Linked DNA regions of Homo sapiens: region 2 is linked to region 1. A link is a loop called in an ENCODE intact Hi-C map of the cell type or tissue named here. Cell type or tissue: GM12878. All regions are shown on one strand.

What was found. A loop is a pair of places that touch in the nucleus more often than their neighbours do. Peaks named below come from ENCODE experiments on the same cell type or tissue, not always from the same donor. Only the 100,000 strongest peaks of a DNase experiment are listed, where the experiment ranks them.
Region 2: it touches region 1 in a loop (2.9-fold over the local background); 56 of 110 quality-filtered maps call a loop at or near these places.

What each region holds. Positions count from the first base shown.
Region 1 is chr4:128,561,831-128,569,830 of GRCh38, reverse strand. LINC03140 (long intergenic non-protein coding RNA 3140) reads left to right here. Exons shown (of 2, transcript XR_007058268.1): 2 at 544-1,898. Among named protein-coding and RNA genes, the nearest start is that of LINC03140, 4.7 kb to the left of the region's middle. RefSeq lists enhancers at 2,867-3,367, 3,368-3,868. In GM12878, a CTCF peak has its summit at 4,050 (motif pointing left); no DNase peak of the experiment used is centred here; H3K27me3 peaks cover 137 bases.
Region 2 is chr4:128,790,754-128,798,753 of GRCh38, reverse strand. No RefSeq gene overlaps it. Among named protein-coding and RNA genes, the nearest start is that of JADE1, 15 kb to the left of the region's middle. In GM12878, no CTCF peak of the experiment used is centred here; a DNase peak (open chromatin) is centred at 4,746.

The DNA.
Region 1 (8,000 bases):
TCTGAGTTAGTAGAGTTTGAGTATCACATTTCTTTCCTTCCAATTCTATGATTTGTCATCATAAAGTTTTGGCATACGCAGCCCAGTCTTTGGAAGAGGGGTTGAGAATTGTGTAATATCAGGTTTAGCATTATAAAGTAACATCTATCATCTGAAGATGAGACTATAAACACCAGTCTGGACATAATAGAGCATGCTTAGCCCACTTGTTTGGAACTACAAGGAAAATAAGGTCATACAAAAGAGCCCTCTGCCCTTAAAAAAGAATTCTCAATTGCAAATCACTTCTGAGTACCAGTGGGGAAATGCAGTCATTTATTCTCAAGACTGAAAAGAGAAAGGAGACCTTTTTATCACTTTGTGTGTGTGTGTGTGTGTGTGTGTGTGTGTGTGTGTGAGAGAGAGAGAGAGAGAGACAGAAAGAAAGAGCAGGAGAGAGAGAGAGACAGAGAGAGAGAATATGTGTGTGTGTTACCTACCTAAAGCTAATGGTAGCCAATTTTTTCCTTTTTTTCTTGGAATTTTTTTCTTAATCTAAAACAGGCTTGGTGCTCTGGAAAAAGAATTAGAATTGCATTCAAATAGTCAGGCTTCAAGTTGCTTCTGCCTCTGTGTGAAGCAAATAGTAACAACTCACTTCGAAACTCAGGCTCCTGGACTGTAAATGAGGATAATGATACTCACCCTACCAACCTCAGGGACTGTTCTAAGAGCAAAATGAAATGAGACTGAGCTCTGAAAATGCTTAAATGCTTTTCAAAGTAGAGTGATCGTGCTTTCTGTAGCATCAAAACAGTCCTCTATAAATGGGCAAAGTCAAGGCATGGACTGGATCTGACAACAGAGAATGGCTTGAGGGCTGGAAAAAGAAAAAAATGCAAATGCCCCAAATCTCTGCTTCCCTTACAGTGTGGAAATCGCCCCATAACACACTGCACCAGGTAGGGTTAAATTGATCCCAAATGTTTCAGGAATTTTTAATGCCCTTCGAAGAGACATTTCCAATTCTTCATCTGCCCAAAGTAATGCTGCTAACCTACTATCTGTCAGTTTCCTCAGTGCTTTGAAGATTTTTCTAAAGTCATCTGACTTGGTTTCCCTTTGATTTCAAATTCCTGCTTATTATATGTATGACCTTGAGCCTTTTTAACTCATCTGAGCCTCTCTGTTTCCTCATCTATAAATTGTGAATAAGAAGACGTTACTGTAGGATTATTAGAAACTTTAGAAATAATACTTTTAATACCAGCATAGTGCCTGATCCATAGGCATCCAGGACATGCCAGCTAAGATCATTGATTATTGTTGTCGTTTTTAGTATCATACAGTAGAAAGAACAACATCTTTGAAACCAGACAATCCCGCATTTAAATCAGCTCTGTCACTTACGAAACGTGTAATCCTGAATAACTGAAGAAAACTTTTTGAAGTTCAATTTTGAGATAATGATGGATGATTTCAGACTTTGTGAGAATTTCAGAGGTATCGGCAGTAGGTTGAATGGTGAACCCTCCAAAAGATATATCTATGTTCCAAACTCAGAATCTGTGAATGTGACATTATTTGGGAAAAGGGGGTTTTGCAGATATAATTAAGTTAAGCATCCTGAGATGAGATCATCCTGGATTTTCTAGATAGGGCCTAAAGCCAATAATGAGTGTCTAAGACAGAAGAAGACACAAAGAAGAAGAGACGGGAATGTGGTCACAGAGGCAGAGACTGGAGCAATGCAGCCACAAGCCAAGGAACACCTGGACCCACCAGAAGCTGGAAGAGGAAAGAAGGGATTTCTTTTTCTTCTAGAGCCTTGGGAGGGAGCATGGCCCTGCTGACAACTTATTTTCAGACTTCTAGATTCTAGAACTATCAGATAATAAATTTATATTGTTTTAAGCCACTATGTTTGTGGTGATTTGTTCTAGCAGTCCTAGGAAACCAATGCAGTATTTAATACAGAGTGCCCGGTACAATGTTGGCATGTGACAAGCACTCAGCAAATGGTAGTTGCATAGTGAGTTCTCCTCCTGTCCCCACTACCTCCTCAATGAGTAAATGCCTGAACAAATCCATAGGCAGCCATCTGAGAGCCTGACTCCAGGGAGCAGGGGGTACAGTTAGCCTCAGCCCATGCTAAAATAGAAGCCTGACCTTAGTTTGGTTAATGCCACACTCTACCACAGGCAATTGACACCAGGGCTCTCCCATTTTATAATAGCGCAGATCCAGTCTCATTATGCATTAAAGAGTTTGTTCCCCTAAAACTCTTACTGCCCCCAAAGGTTTAGAATTTAAAAATAACATCGACAATCTCTGTTCAAAAAAAGTGAACAATATACTTAAACGTTCTTCTTGTAACAATAGCCTGCCTCTTCCTGAAGTGCTATAAAAATTCAGGGAGCAACTTCACCCAGTTGTGAGAGATAAAAGAATAGCAACTAAAACGGGCAGTCAGACCAAGGCAGGGGGGCAGCCTGTTGTCTCTGGGTTGAAAACCATCCTGAATGCTAAAAGAAATCACTCTAAAGAGGGGTGTGTGGGTGCATATTGACAGACTTCAGAAGCTGAGGTTTCTGAGTTTAGCCTCCTGAATGAAGCAGGACTTTTGACATACTACCCCCTGGGGCCGCTGCCTTAGGTGTGATGCTATTGGAGCCAAGGATCTGTCTATGATGGGGTCCAAAATTTACACACCACGGATGAGATGGAGCAAACATGTGGAGCTTTTTTTTTTTTTAATGTTTCTATAACAGATTCCAGCTTCCTTGTGAATCCACATCCTGTAGGGCAATTGTTATAGCGAACCTTTATACAGTGATTGCTGTGTGTCCTGGCACTCTTTTCAGTGCTTGAGATATATTAACCATTTAATCCTTACACTTCCTAGGAGGAAGTACTATCAGGATCCCCATTTAGAAGATGAGCAGCGAGTGACAGAGATTTAAGTTATTTGCCCAAGACCACATAGCTAGCAAACAGTGCCAATTCAAGAGCAGGTCATCTGACTCAAGACTTTATGCTCTTTGTCACTATACTAAACTGTGGGAAATAGAATTAAACTTGCCAATTAACATGATCTGCCCATCTCAGGTTTACACTTTCAAATGAAATCAATTTCTTTTGAGTAAATGCTCAGTCAGGTCCTCACACTTATGGGAGAGGGGCTTCTGGTGGCTGTACTGGTCCCTGAGCAGTGGGTGGACATCTACTGCTGGGAAGCTCTGTAGTCTGTTCTCAGTTGGTCTCTTTCCCTGGCTGGTCTCTGGCCTTGGCAGCATCCTGCCTCTGGCTGCCTCATGCCACGAGACGGTGGTCACGAGTGTCCATCGGGGCCCCTCTTCCACAGGTATTGGACATACCCCCACAGGTCCCCTTCTGCTGGCATTGAGCGTCCTGTGGACCCTCACCCCAGCCATCCACTGCCCCAGCTTTGGCACTCAGTACCTTTAGCTGGCCGAGCAGGCTTTTGGTCTTCTCTCTAGGCCCACCAGAAACCCAGGAGTCCTTGCAAAGCCAACCTCGGCTCCCAGGAAAAGAAAAGGACTACCTTTATCCTTTCCAACTCATATCATCCTCTCTGGACTCTCATTAGGCTACCAAGCCTTTTCCAAACCACCATCAGACGTGCTCCAAAGGGTTGTACAGTTTTCTCAGTCTACACTCAGGGAGGTTGAAATGTAAACATTACAACTCAGATGTGCAAAAAAAAGAAAAAATATGTAGCTCTTTCTTATTTTCCATTATCTATCCCAACTTGCTATGGGGCCCCATTCCCAGTCAGTAGCAGAGACAATTAAAAAAAAAAACTTAAACCTCAGTCTCTTCTGCTTTTAGGAAAGTCTCTTTCAGTTTAACTCATTCTTTTGGGGGTAAATATTCAATCAATTCAAAGTTAAATTCCTTCTCAGTGCTGATTTTTTCAAATTTCTCAAGGGGGCCCTTTTTTCCCTCTTCCTTTCCAAGACGGCCTCTCAGGAGTGAGGGAGGTTGAGAGTGGGCACATTAGTTCTCCAGAGAGCAGGTCTTCTTCAGGCTGGTCTGGTCTCTGATGCCCTCTGCTGGTATCCGCCAAGGTGTGGCTAGTCGTGCCTGGCCCACTGCTGGACTCTGGGGTCCCTGCCATTGCCTCAAGATGTGAAGCCTCTACCCTTTGTGATTACCTTGTCTTGTCCCTAGGCCTCTGCACAGTCACTGTTTTATCAAAACTTCTGTGAACCCCTTCCAGGTTCATGTGGAACCCTGGGTTCTCCTACATACCATTTGGAGACGCTGGGGACCAGTATTAAAGAAAAATTATCCAGACACTTGTAAAAATGGTAAGGAAGACTTTATTCAAGACTGCTGTAGTAGAGATGATATCTGTTGCAATAGGAGAAAGACATTGGGTTCAACTCTGAATACAGTAGAGATAGCTTAGGATTTATAGTCAATGAGCAGAGTGAAGGAGTCGGTGGATGAAAAATTACTAAGAAGAGATATTAAGAGTAGGGGGGACTCTTGCTAAACTGGCCTTACAGAATTCTTGCTAAAGGCAGGCTAAGGACTTACACATCAAAGTGAGGGATGAGGAACTTGATCAGATATCTAGGGTGGGGAATGATTCAGCAAGATCCTTCGTTAAGACTGGGCTATGCAGCCCAAAGTCAGGATGAGACCAAGGTCAAGGTCTAGTCAAGAAAAGGACTCAGAAGAGCCTGACCAAAGTTTGGTCAAACAGAAAATCTTTATTACCAGACAGCATCTCAGGCCAATCTATCTGAACATCCATCAGACTGGACATTCTCAGACTCTCTCGCACCCGCAGTATCTGTGGTTTCTATCACCCTCCTCTTCTTCGCCCTTTGATTTAAGTCTGGAGAGTTGGAGGTGCCTTTCCAGGGACCTAACAGCATCCCCACCCTGAGCGAATTCCCTCCAATCTCTCTGCTTTCTCTCACAGAGGAAGCCTTTCTACTGATTCTTCCTTTCTTGTATCTTCTGTCCTCTCTATGCTGTGCTCATAGTAAAACTCTAATCCAAGTTGGGTTTTGTATGTGAAAGAGAGGTCTGAGAATAAAAAAGAACTCCTTTTCTCTCTCAGCAAAGGCTAGCTGAGACAATATTATTATCTTTCTTTGGATTAAATGCTACTTGGGAAGACAAAAACTAAAGCTGACACTTTGTTTTCCTTTATATTTCAACAATATTGATCATTCCTGACACAATAAACACCTCTAACTGGATGAGGACGGTCACACAAAAGGAAGTTCAAAAAAGAAACATATATTAATATATTTCAAAACTACTTCATTCCCATGGCAAATCTATAAGTGCTTCCTAAGCCCACACTCTGTGCCTTCCCTCCCCATTCTCCCTGCAAAGCTATGATGATGCATATTTTTCTGATAGTTTGAAAGACATTTGAAGAATTCACATTTCTTTCTCCACAGCACAGTGATGGACATTGAGGAAGATATTGTATATTTGTTCACTCAACACTCATTCCAACGCTCTCCTAGTTTGCCTTTCTATCTACTACAGGCTGGAAGGTAAAAGAATTGTATTTTCCATACTTTCTTGTGGTTAGGAATCTGCATGTGACCTAAGCTCTACACCCACTCCCAGCCCACCCCAATGAGACCCTTGGAGGTGGAAGTGAGTAATTTGAGGAAATGGCTGAATTCTCAGTGAGACAGGCTTTTCCAATAACAGTAGTGAAAGAAGCATTTGGGTTTCCCTGGGGTAGCTGTGGAAATATGTCTGCCATCCAGTCCCTATCACACGGGCCGCTAAGAACAATCCCATGGTTTAGTCGGGCAGTCTTCTGGGTGTGTTGTACTTGGCTGCTCTGTTCTTGGTCATGGAGCTTCTAAGAATGTTTCTGTTCAGAGATTCTGTGAACTATCTAATACTCTTTAACATACGCTTTTCTGTTTAGACTGACTCTAGTGGAGCCTGCTGTCTGAAACTCCGAAGTCTGACCAAAGCAGCAACCCCCTCTCCATTATCCCTGTTCCCCCTCCTCTCACGACATAAACAAAAGTGTAAGCATGGAAATCATAATTAAAAAAAAAAAAACAAAAAAACTGAGCCGGGCGTGGTGGCTTACGCCTATAATCCTAGCACTTTCGGAGGCTAAGGTGGGCGGATCACAAGGTTAAGAGATCAAGATTATCCTGGCCAAAATGGTGAAACCCCGTCTCTACTAAAAATACAAAAATTAGCTGGGTGTGTTGGCACGCGCCTGTAGTCCCAGCTACTCGGGAGGCTGAGGCAGGAGTATCACTTGAACCCAGGAAGCAGAGGTTGCAGTGAGCCAAGATCGTGTCACTGCACTCCAGCCTGGCGAGAGTGAGACTCTGTCTCAAAAAAAAAAAAAAAAAAAACTGGAGGGTTCTTTGTCTTAGTCAAAGCTATCTTGGTTTTAAATAAGAGACATCAACTCGAGCTATATTTACCTAAAAGAGAAATTCATTAGAAGGATGCCAAGAGCTATGTAGTGCTCTGGAGACTGGAAAACCCTCAGGGGACAAGAAACCATCTGTCTTTTCTTCTCTCTCTTTTTTTTTTCCTCCATGCAAAGTTCCGAGTTTGTATCAAGTTTCAACCACAAGGGCAAATTATTCTCAGTGCCAATTCCAAATTCTTGAAATAAAGATCGAGCCTAGAAGTCAAGTTGTCCACTCCAAGCTAATCAATTATGGCTAGAGAACTGCATCGCACAGCCAGGCATGGTGGCTCACGCCTGTAATCCCAGTACTTTGGGAGGCCGAGGCAGGCGGATCATGAGGTCAGGAGTTTGAGACCATCCTGGCTAACATGGTGAAACCCCATCGCTACTAAAAATACAAAAATTAGCTGGGCACAGTGGCAGGCGATTGTAATCCCAGCTACTTGGGAGGCTGAGGCAGGACAATCGCTTGAACCCTGGAGGTGGAGGTTGCAGTGAGCTGAGATCATGCCACTACACTCTAGCCTGGGCAACAGAGCAAGACTCTGTCACAAAAAACAAACAAACAAACAAACAAACAAACACAGAGAACTGCATCGCACAAAAATATGGCTGTGGAGTAGTGGTGAGCACTCAGAAAATTAGAATAAGATGACAGACACTCCAAACTGTTACCCCTTAGATATCTGTGTTTAGAAATCTTACCAGAACTCAAACATTTCTAGAGTTTAATAATGCTTGAGTGGTAATCAGGTAGTTACAATACAGCTCAATGTACTTTGAGCTGCTGAAGCCTCCCCAAGACTTCCCTAACACTTTTGGGAAACCTCTGGATGGGGAATTTTGTGAAACCACTAGACATCAGCGGCTTTGCCCTTAATGGCTATGGTGGCCATTATCCTGACTTTCCGGGAGCTTGTCTCATTCACGCCACCTTCTTTAATAGTTTACTACTAAGTCCATGTGACACACAGCTTGCCTGGGAGGAAGTCCAAGCCCAAGGTGAAGACACTGTAAGATGTATTGCTCTGATTTTCCTTTTCCAAAATTTTAATGAAGATCCCAAACATGCCACAGTGGTATATTCTAAATCCTTAGATCCTGTAAAGAGGGCACCAGAAATCTCAAGTCAAACATATAACCAGTTTTACCCAACTACAGTTCTCACCAGACAACTCTATAATGGTAGAATTCAGGTCCTCAGTAGGGCTGGGATTGACTGGCTTAAGGGATGTTTAGATTCCTCAGTGAGGCTAAGAACTATGATCTAAAAACACAAGGTCTCAAACATGCACAGAACAAGATGGGATGTTCCCTACTGTCTTAGAATTTTGACTTAGAGCCCCAAAGCTGGGGACAATAAGTACTAAGTACTCACACAAAATCTAAAAGACTTAAAAACACATGGCAATAGCAGTCCAACCGTTATCATTCTGTCTAGACTATATAAGATTAGAAATTTAAAAATAAGATTATTTGAAGAAACTATGTAGGTATAGAGAAGTCTGATACTTTATCTCAAGAGACACATTCATAGGGACAGGCAAGCATGCAATAAAGAGTTGGTCATCTT
Region 2 (8,000 bases), 230 kb before region 1:
TTCTTTTTACCAACCTGCTAGTCCGCCACTTCCCAATGTCGGGGCTCTGACACCTTACCCAGCATTTATAGCTACAGAATTGTACTGATGGTATAATATTCCATCTATAAATGGAATTTACCCTGATTCCTGATTTTTTTTATTTTTTTATTTTTTTTATTTTTATTTTTTGAGACAGAGCCTTGCTCTGTCACCCAGGCTAGAGTGCAATGGTGTGATCTCGGCTCTCTGCAACCTCCACCTCTCGGGTTCAAGCGTTCCTCCTGCCTCAGCCGCCCAAGTAGCTGGGACTACAGGCATGCACAACCACATCTGGCTAATTTTCATATTTTTAGTAGAGTCGGGGTTTCTCCATGTTGGTCAGGCTGGTTTCAAACTCCTAACCTCAGGTGATCCGCCCACCTTGGCCTCCCAAAGTGCTGGGATTACAGGCGTGAGCCACCGTGCTGGGACTCTGATTCCTGATTTTTAAAATTAGTATGCATTTACATTTTTCTAAATTTTTATTTATTTATTTATTTTTATTTTTTATTTTTTTTTTGAGATGGAGTCTCGCTCTTTTGCCCAGGCTGGAGTGCAGTGGCACAATCTCGGCTCACTGCAAGCCCCACTTCCCGGGTTCACGCCATTCTCCTGCCTCAGCCTGCGGAGTAGCTGGAACTACAGGCGCCCACCAGCACACCCGGCTAATTTTTTTTTGTATTTTTAGTAGAGACAGGGTTTCACCATATTGGTCAGGCTGGTCTCAAACTACTGACCTCAGGTGATCCGACTGCCTCGGCCTCCCAAAGTGCTGAGATTACAGGCGTGAGCCACCGCACCCAGCCATATATAAATTTTTTTATTCAAGTATCTGACCATTCTTAGGATGGATTCTGAAAAAGGTAAATTACTAGGTCAAAGTATTCAATGTTTTGGATTCATTTTGCTGAATTGCTTTCCACAGAAGTTGAAAAATTGCTTTCTACAAAAACATTTCTACAAAATGTTTTAATTTAGATTCTCCACTGTCAGTGTATTAGGGGCCACTTGCCCAACATAGAGCTGGACTCTATGGAAGACTAGGGCCATGGCATGCCCTTGAGGAGATATGTCGTTGGTGAGATACATAACACATACAGGAAACAAAGATAGTTTGACACATATAAGAATACCACAAACAAATTGGAGATAGGAAATCCTATCAAATGCCAAAGTCTGTTGAGAATGTTGTTTAATAAAAGAAGTAGAATAATTAAGACCAGAAGTAGAGAGAAAGAATTGGAGACTCTGGGGAAGCAGATGATGAGTTGGGGAAGGTATCCAGAAAAATCTTTGCATGGGGGGATGGGAAGGAGGAGGACTAAAAATTATTGAATGTTTTCTATGTATGTGCTAGGCAGTGTGCTAAGCATTTTACACATAATGTTTCATTTACTTCTCACAACAATCCTGTGATGTAGGTATTATTATTTTCATCGAGATGTGAATGATGTGAAACATTGAGTTTCAGAGGTATTAAGTAACTTGCTAAAGATCACAAAGCTGCTGAGAGGTGGCACCAGGTTTGACCAAGCTAGTTGGGTTCCAAAGGCCACGCCCTGAAGTACATCACTCAATTGACTCATTGCAAAGTCTGAAATATTTATCTAATGAGGAATTGTACACATGATTTGGTATCAGTGACTTGAGCCATAGTTGGCACTCAGTAGATGCTTGAGGGAAAAAATGAGGACAGAAAGAATTCCACATGCTAAGGCTTATTTCAGACATGAGACATGTCAAGCAGGATCTAAACACCTACTTAAAAATATGTGACCATGGACTTAAGTGTAAAACGTAAGCTATAAAACTCTTAGAAAAAAATAAGGGAAAAATGTTAAGATCTAGAGCTAGGCAAAGAGTTCTTTTACTTGATTGCGATAGCACAACCCATAAAAGGAAATATTGATATATTGGATCTCTCAAAATTAAAACTTTGCTCTCCAAAAGATCCTATTAAGAAGATGAAAAGACAAGCTACAGAAAATATTCACAAACCACAAATCCAACAAAAAACTACTATCTGGAATATATAAAGAACAGTCAAAACTCAAAAATTAAAAAATCAAATAGGCCAGGCACGGTGGCTCACGCCTGTAATCCCAGCACTTTGGGAGGCCGAGGCGGGCAGATCACGAGGTCAGGAGATTGAGACCATTGGCTAACACAGTGAAACCCCATCTCTACTAAAAATCCAACAGATTAGCTGGGTGTGGTGGCACGTGCCTGTAGTCCCAGCTACTCAGGAGACTGAGCCAGCAGAATCACTTGAACCCCGGAGGTGGAGGTTGTACTGAGCAGAGATCACGCCACAGCACTCCAGCCTATGCAACAGAGCAAGACTCTGTCTTAAAAAATAAAAAAAAAAATTAAAAAAAAATCGAATAATTCAGTTAGAAAATTGATTTAAAAAACGTGAACAGATATTTTCATAGAAGACATGCAGATGGCAAATAAGCACATGAAAAGGTCTCCGACATCATTAGCCATCAGGAAAATAATGTAGATTTCAACTTCGATGAGAAATCACTACAGTTACTATCAGAATGGCTAAAATAAAAATAGTGACAACATTAAATGCAGACAAGGATGTAGAGAAACTAGATAACTCATAATTGCTGATGGAAACTTAAAATGGTCCAACCATTCTTGAAAACAGTTTGGCACTTTCATATAAAACTAAACATGCAACTCCCACATGACCCATCAGTTGTACTCTTTGACATATATTCCAGAGACACAAAATCTATGTTCATATAAAAGCCTGTGCTCAAATATTCATAGCAGGCCAGGCGCAGTGGCTCAGGCCTGTAATTTCAGCAATTTGGGAGGCCAAGGCAGGCGGATCACCTGAGGTCAGGAGTTGGAGAACAACCTGGCCAACATGGCAAAACCCCGTCTCTACTAAAAATACCAAAATTACCCAGGCATGGTGGTGGGCACCGGTAATTCCAGCTACTCGGGGGGCTGAGGCACAAGAATCACTTGAACCCGGGAGGCGAAGATTGCAGTGAACCATGATCATGCTACAGCACTCTAGCCTGTGCAACAGAGCGAGACTCCATCTTACACACACACACAAAACAAATATTCATAGCAGCTTTAATGATAATAGCCAAAAAACTGGAAATGACCCACTTATCCTTCAATGAGTGAATAAACGAACTGTAGTACATACCACAAAATATTACTCAGAACTAAAAAACAATTAAATATTGATATATACATGAATCTCCAGGAATTATGCTGAGTTAAAAAAAGCCAATACCAAAAGGTTTCACACTCTATGGTCCCATTTAATTAACATTCTTGAAATGGCAACATTATAGAAATAGAGAATAGACTAGCGGTTGCCAGGGATAACGAGGGGCTCGGGAAGGAGAGAAGTGTACACATCTGTAAAAGAGCAACAGGAGGGATTCTTGTGATGATGAAATTTTTATAAATCTTTATTCTGTCAATGTCAATATCCTTGTTGTCACATTGTGCTATAGTTTTGGAAGATGTTACTATTGGGGGAAACAGGGTAAATGGTACATGAGATTTCTCTGCATTATTTTATTATTTTTTTTTAAAAAAACCTCTTAAGTGCTGAGAGCACTCCTTACCCAATAGGTAGCTTCTGGCTTCAGCTGCATTCCTTCTTTCTTTTCTTTTCTTTTCTTTCTTTCTTTTTTTTTTTTTTTTTTTTTTTTTGAGACAGAATCTCACTCAGTTGCCCAAGCTGGAGTGCAATGGCGCAATCTCGGCTCACTGCAACCTCTACCTCCCGGGCTGAAGTGATTCTCCCACCTCAGCCTCCCGAGTAGCTGGGACTACAGGTGTGCACCACCATGCCTGACTAATTTTTGTATTTTTAGTAGAGACAGGGTTTCACCATATTGTCCAGGCTCGTCTCGAACTCCTGACCTAAAGTGATCCACCCACCTCGGCCTCCCAAAGTGCTGGGGTTACAGGCGTGAGCCACCACCCCCGGCCTGCATTATTTCTTATAACTGCATATGAATCTACAATTATCTCACAATTAAAAGTTTAATTAAATATATATATATAGTAAATCAGAAGAGAAAAATATTTAAACACTAACATATTCCTAGAAAGTAACCTAAAAATACTTAGAAAGTAACCTAAAAGATAAAGGAATTTCGTTATTTCATTCAACAGAGCCACATGAATGAAAAATTCATGTTGGCCATAGGTTATGCTGATGTATACATTCCTGAGATTTCTGTTCTGTTGCAGGAAGGCATGCCCTTTCAGGACTAGTAGAAACAGAGGGATAAGCAGAGCTGCAGACGTAGCAAGAGAAAATGGAAACAACAGAGGAATGGTTCTTCTTAGAGCCCTTTATAAATATTCTCTGTCACCTGGCTATCTGTTTTCTACCCAAATGACCAAAAGGAATAAATGACTGTGCCCTATCTGTGGTAGCGACCCGCCAGGGACCTGAGGGCAAGGGAAGAATCTAAGTCTTGCCTCACATATGTCAAATCTTACCTAATCTCTCACACATATTTCTCCACTCTAGTCCTGAAGGCTTCACCCTGAATGCCCTCCTCACCCTCCCAGAATCCCATCCCCCTAGCCACCTCACTACCCAGAATGGAGCATCCACGCACACATCTAATATATCACTGCCTGATTTCTAGTCGTGGATCCAGTCCACTAGGTCACTCTGTAACATTCATCTTAGTTTTAAAAAACATGAGAGGGACATTGTTGGCAAAAATCCATGGGTAATGAATTCTATGTTCTAGAAACAGTGAAACTGAACTATTTCAATTTGAAAGTAAGAGCTGGCAAGAAACCAACAGAGCGAAGTCCTCTTGGGGGAAAAACAGGCTGGTTAGTTAACTTGTAGGTCTGTAAGGTGGGCAGATTTCTTTAAAAAGCAAACAAAGCAATTTTAGACTTGAGAGACTTAATTGCTATCCAAGGCCAAGAATATGAATAATGTTATACAAAAACTTTGCTCAAGTGAGAATTCTGCAATTGAAGCATTCTGACTCTAATAGCCAAAGTTTAAAGGAGAAGACTGTAGAAAAGGATGTTTATTTATCCACTCATATATTATTATATAAACCATTCATGGTATTGAGATATAAATCTCATCTTTTTTTTTCACTGTGGTAAAAAAAGGTTGATGCTTTTCAGAATTTCTATGTCTAAGGAAAAGAGTCAGGCTAGGCGTGGTGGCTCATGCCTGTAATCCCAACCCTTCAGAGGCCAAGGCAGGTGGACTACCTGAGGTTGGGAGTTCAAGACCAGCCTGACCAACATGGAGAAACCCCATCTCTACAAAAAATACAAAATTAGCCGGGCATAGTGGCACATACCTGTAATCCCAGCTACTCAGGAGGCTGAGGCAGGAGGATCACTAGAACCCGGGAGGCGGAAGTTGCAGTGGGCCAAGATCACACCACTGCACTCCAGCCTAGGCAACAAGAGCAAAACTCCATCTCAAAAAAAAAAAAAAAGAAAGAAAGAAAAGAAAGAGTCAAGAAGAGTCAAGAAGCTGCTTTTGTAGGTTACAGATAATGTTAGGATTCTTTTGCATTTGTTCTTCCCTCAATAAAATGAAAAATTTTTTTATGCATAAGGTAAAATTAGAGAACTAATAATGACTTAACAGCAGTTCTAGATCACTTTGTAATGAAGGACAGGAAAGGCATATATAAATATAATTCAAAGATAATAAAACATTTATTTGATTTAACCCTTTCCCTTTCTCATATCTCTCCCTATCCACCTAAAATATTAGCAAAGAAGTGGGAGAAAGTCACACAGGAAGACAAACAACAAAGTAAAGAATCTGAGAAAACTTCACCTATGTCATCTTTCTAATTATAAACATCATTGTAAGCATCATTGGATGGACAAAGATTTATATATAAAAATTCTCATTTTGGCTGGGCGCAGTGGCTCACGCCTGTAATCCCAGCACTTCGGGAGGCTGAGGCGAGTGGATCACTTGAGGTCAGGAGTTTGAGACCAGCCTGGCCAACTTGGTGAAACCCCCTCTCTACTAAAAATACAAAAAATTAGCTAGGCGTGGTGGCAGGCACCTGTAATCCCAGCTACTCAGGAGGCTGAGGCAGGAGGATTGCTTGAACCCGGGAGGTAGAGGTTGCAGTGAGCCGAGATTGCGCCACTGCACTCCAACCTGGACAACAGAGCAAGACTTTGTCTCCAAGTCACATTTTCAAATAGTAAAAATTAAAGAGTGCAAATACCTACTAATGGTAGGGAAAAGGAAGAAAGGAAACTCATGTGGTACCAGTGGAAAAGTAAATTGTTATAGCCTTTTAGAAAAGTAATCTGGCAGTATCTATTCAAATAAAAAAATATACTATTCAAACAAGAAGCCTGATGTAAGCAAAGAGTATCAAAAATTTTTTTCCTAAAGAAAATAAAAGCAGGTAAGGACTATGCTCTAGACTCCTCATATGAAAGCACAGAATAATTTTCATGTAAATAATCAAAATGGAGGGAACGCCTTTTGAACTCCCTGACCCCTCTTACAATGTCTATGGGGGCCCAACCCTGTGATCCTCAAGCCTTGCCCTTCTCTTTACATACCAGCCCTTCAGGTCATATCATCTCTCATCTGGTAACCATTCGATGATGTTTATGGACCCCCATATTGCACAATGCATCTAAATTCTTCCGTTTCTTCACTCTCTTCCTCCCACCCCACCATACAATTATGTTAAAAATGGCCGAGTCTGGTTAACTCTGGATCTGTGGTGTGTCTCCCGCCTGTCCCTTTCTACGCATTCCTACACCTGCTATCCTGACTGGGCACTGTATTACCTTTCACCTGACATTGAATAGTGTAACTGGTTTTCCTGCTTTTTTTTTTTTTTTTTTTTTTTTTTTGAGATGGAGTTTTACTCTTGTTGCCCAGGCTGGAGTGCAATGGTGCGATCTCAGCTCACTGCAACCTCTGCCTCCCAGGTTCAAGCGATTCTCCTATCTCAGCCTCCCAAGTAGCTGGGACTATAGGCGCTACCGCCATACCCGGCTAATTTTTGTATTTTTAGTAGAAACGGGGTTTAGCCACGTTGGCCAGGCTGGTCTCGAACTCCTGACCTCAGGTGATCCATGCGCCTCGGCCTCCCAAAGTGCTGGGATTACAGGTGTGAGCCACCGTGCCCGGCCGGTTTTCCTGCTTCTTTATCCCTCCCTGTTCCAAGTTAGGTTACACACTATGACCAGCAGTCCTCCATGAAACTAGGACCATGATACTATCCTGTCCAGGACACTTGATGCCTCCTCACTAGGTAGAGAGCAAACCCCAACTCCCCGGCACAACACTCCAGGTTTCTGAGTACCTGGCTCTAAACAGGATCTGAACTTGCAGCCCCGGCACCTTTGTGCATTGAAGCAGTGTCCTGAGTTGAACAGCATTCCTCCAAAATGTATGTCTGCCCAGAACCTCAGAATGGGACCTTATTGGGAAATAGTGTCTTTGCAGATGTCGTGAGTTAAGATGAGGTCTAGTTGGATTAGTGTGGGCCCCAAAATCAATGACTGGTGTCCTTAGAAGAAAGGCCATGGTCGGGTGCAGTGGCTCACACCTGTAATCCCAGCACTTTGGGAGGCTGAGACCTCTGAGACCTGGGGTCAGGAGTTCGAGACCAGCTTGGCCAACATGGTGAAACCCTGTCTCTACTGAAAAAAAAACAAAAACAAAAACAAAAAACAAAAACAAAACTAGGTGTGGTGGCACGTACCTGTAATCCCAGCTACTTGGGAGGCTGAGGCAGGAGAATAGCTTGAACCCAGGAGGCAGAGGTTGCAGTGAGCTGAGATCACACCACTGCACTCCAGCCTGGGCAACAGAGACTCCATCTCAAATTTAAAAAACAAAGAAGAAGAAGAAGAAGAAAGGCCATTTGAAGACAGAGAGGCACACAGAGTGAAGACAGCCATGTAAAGATGGGGGTAGAAATGGGGTGATGCAGCTATAGGCGAAG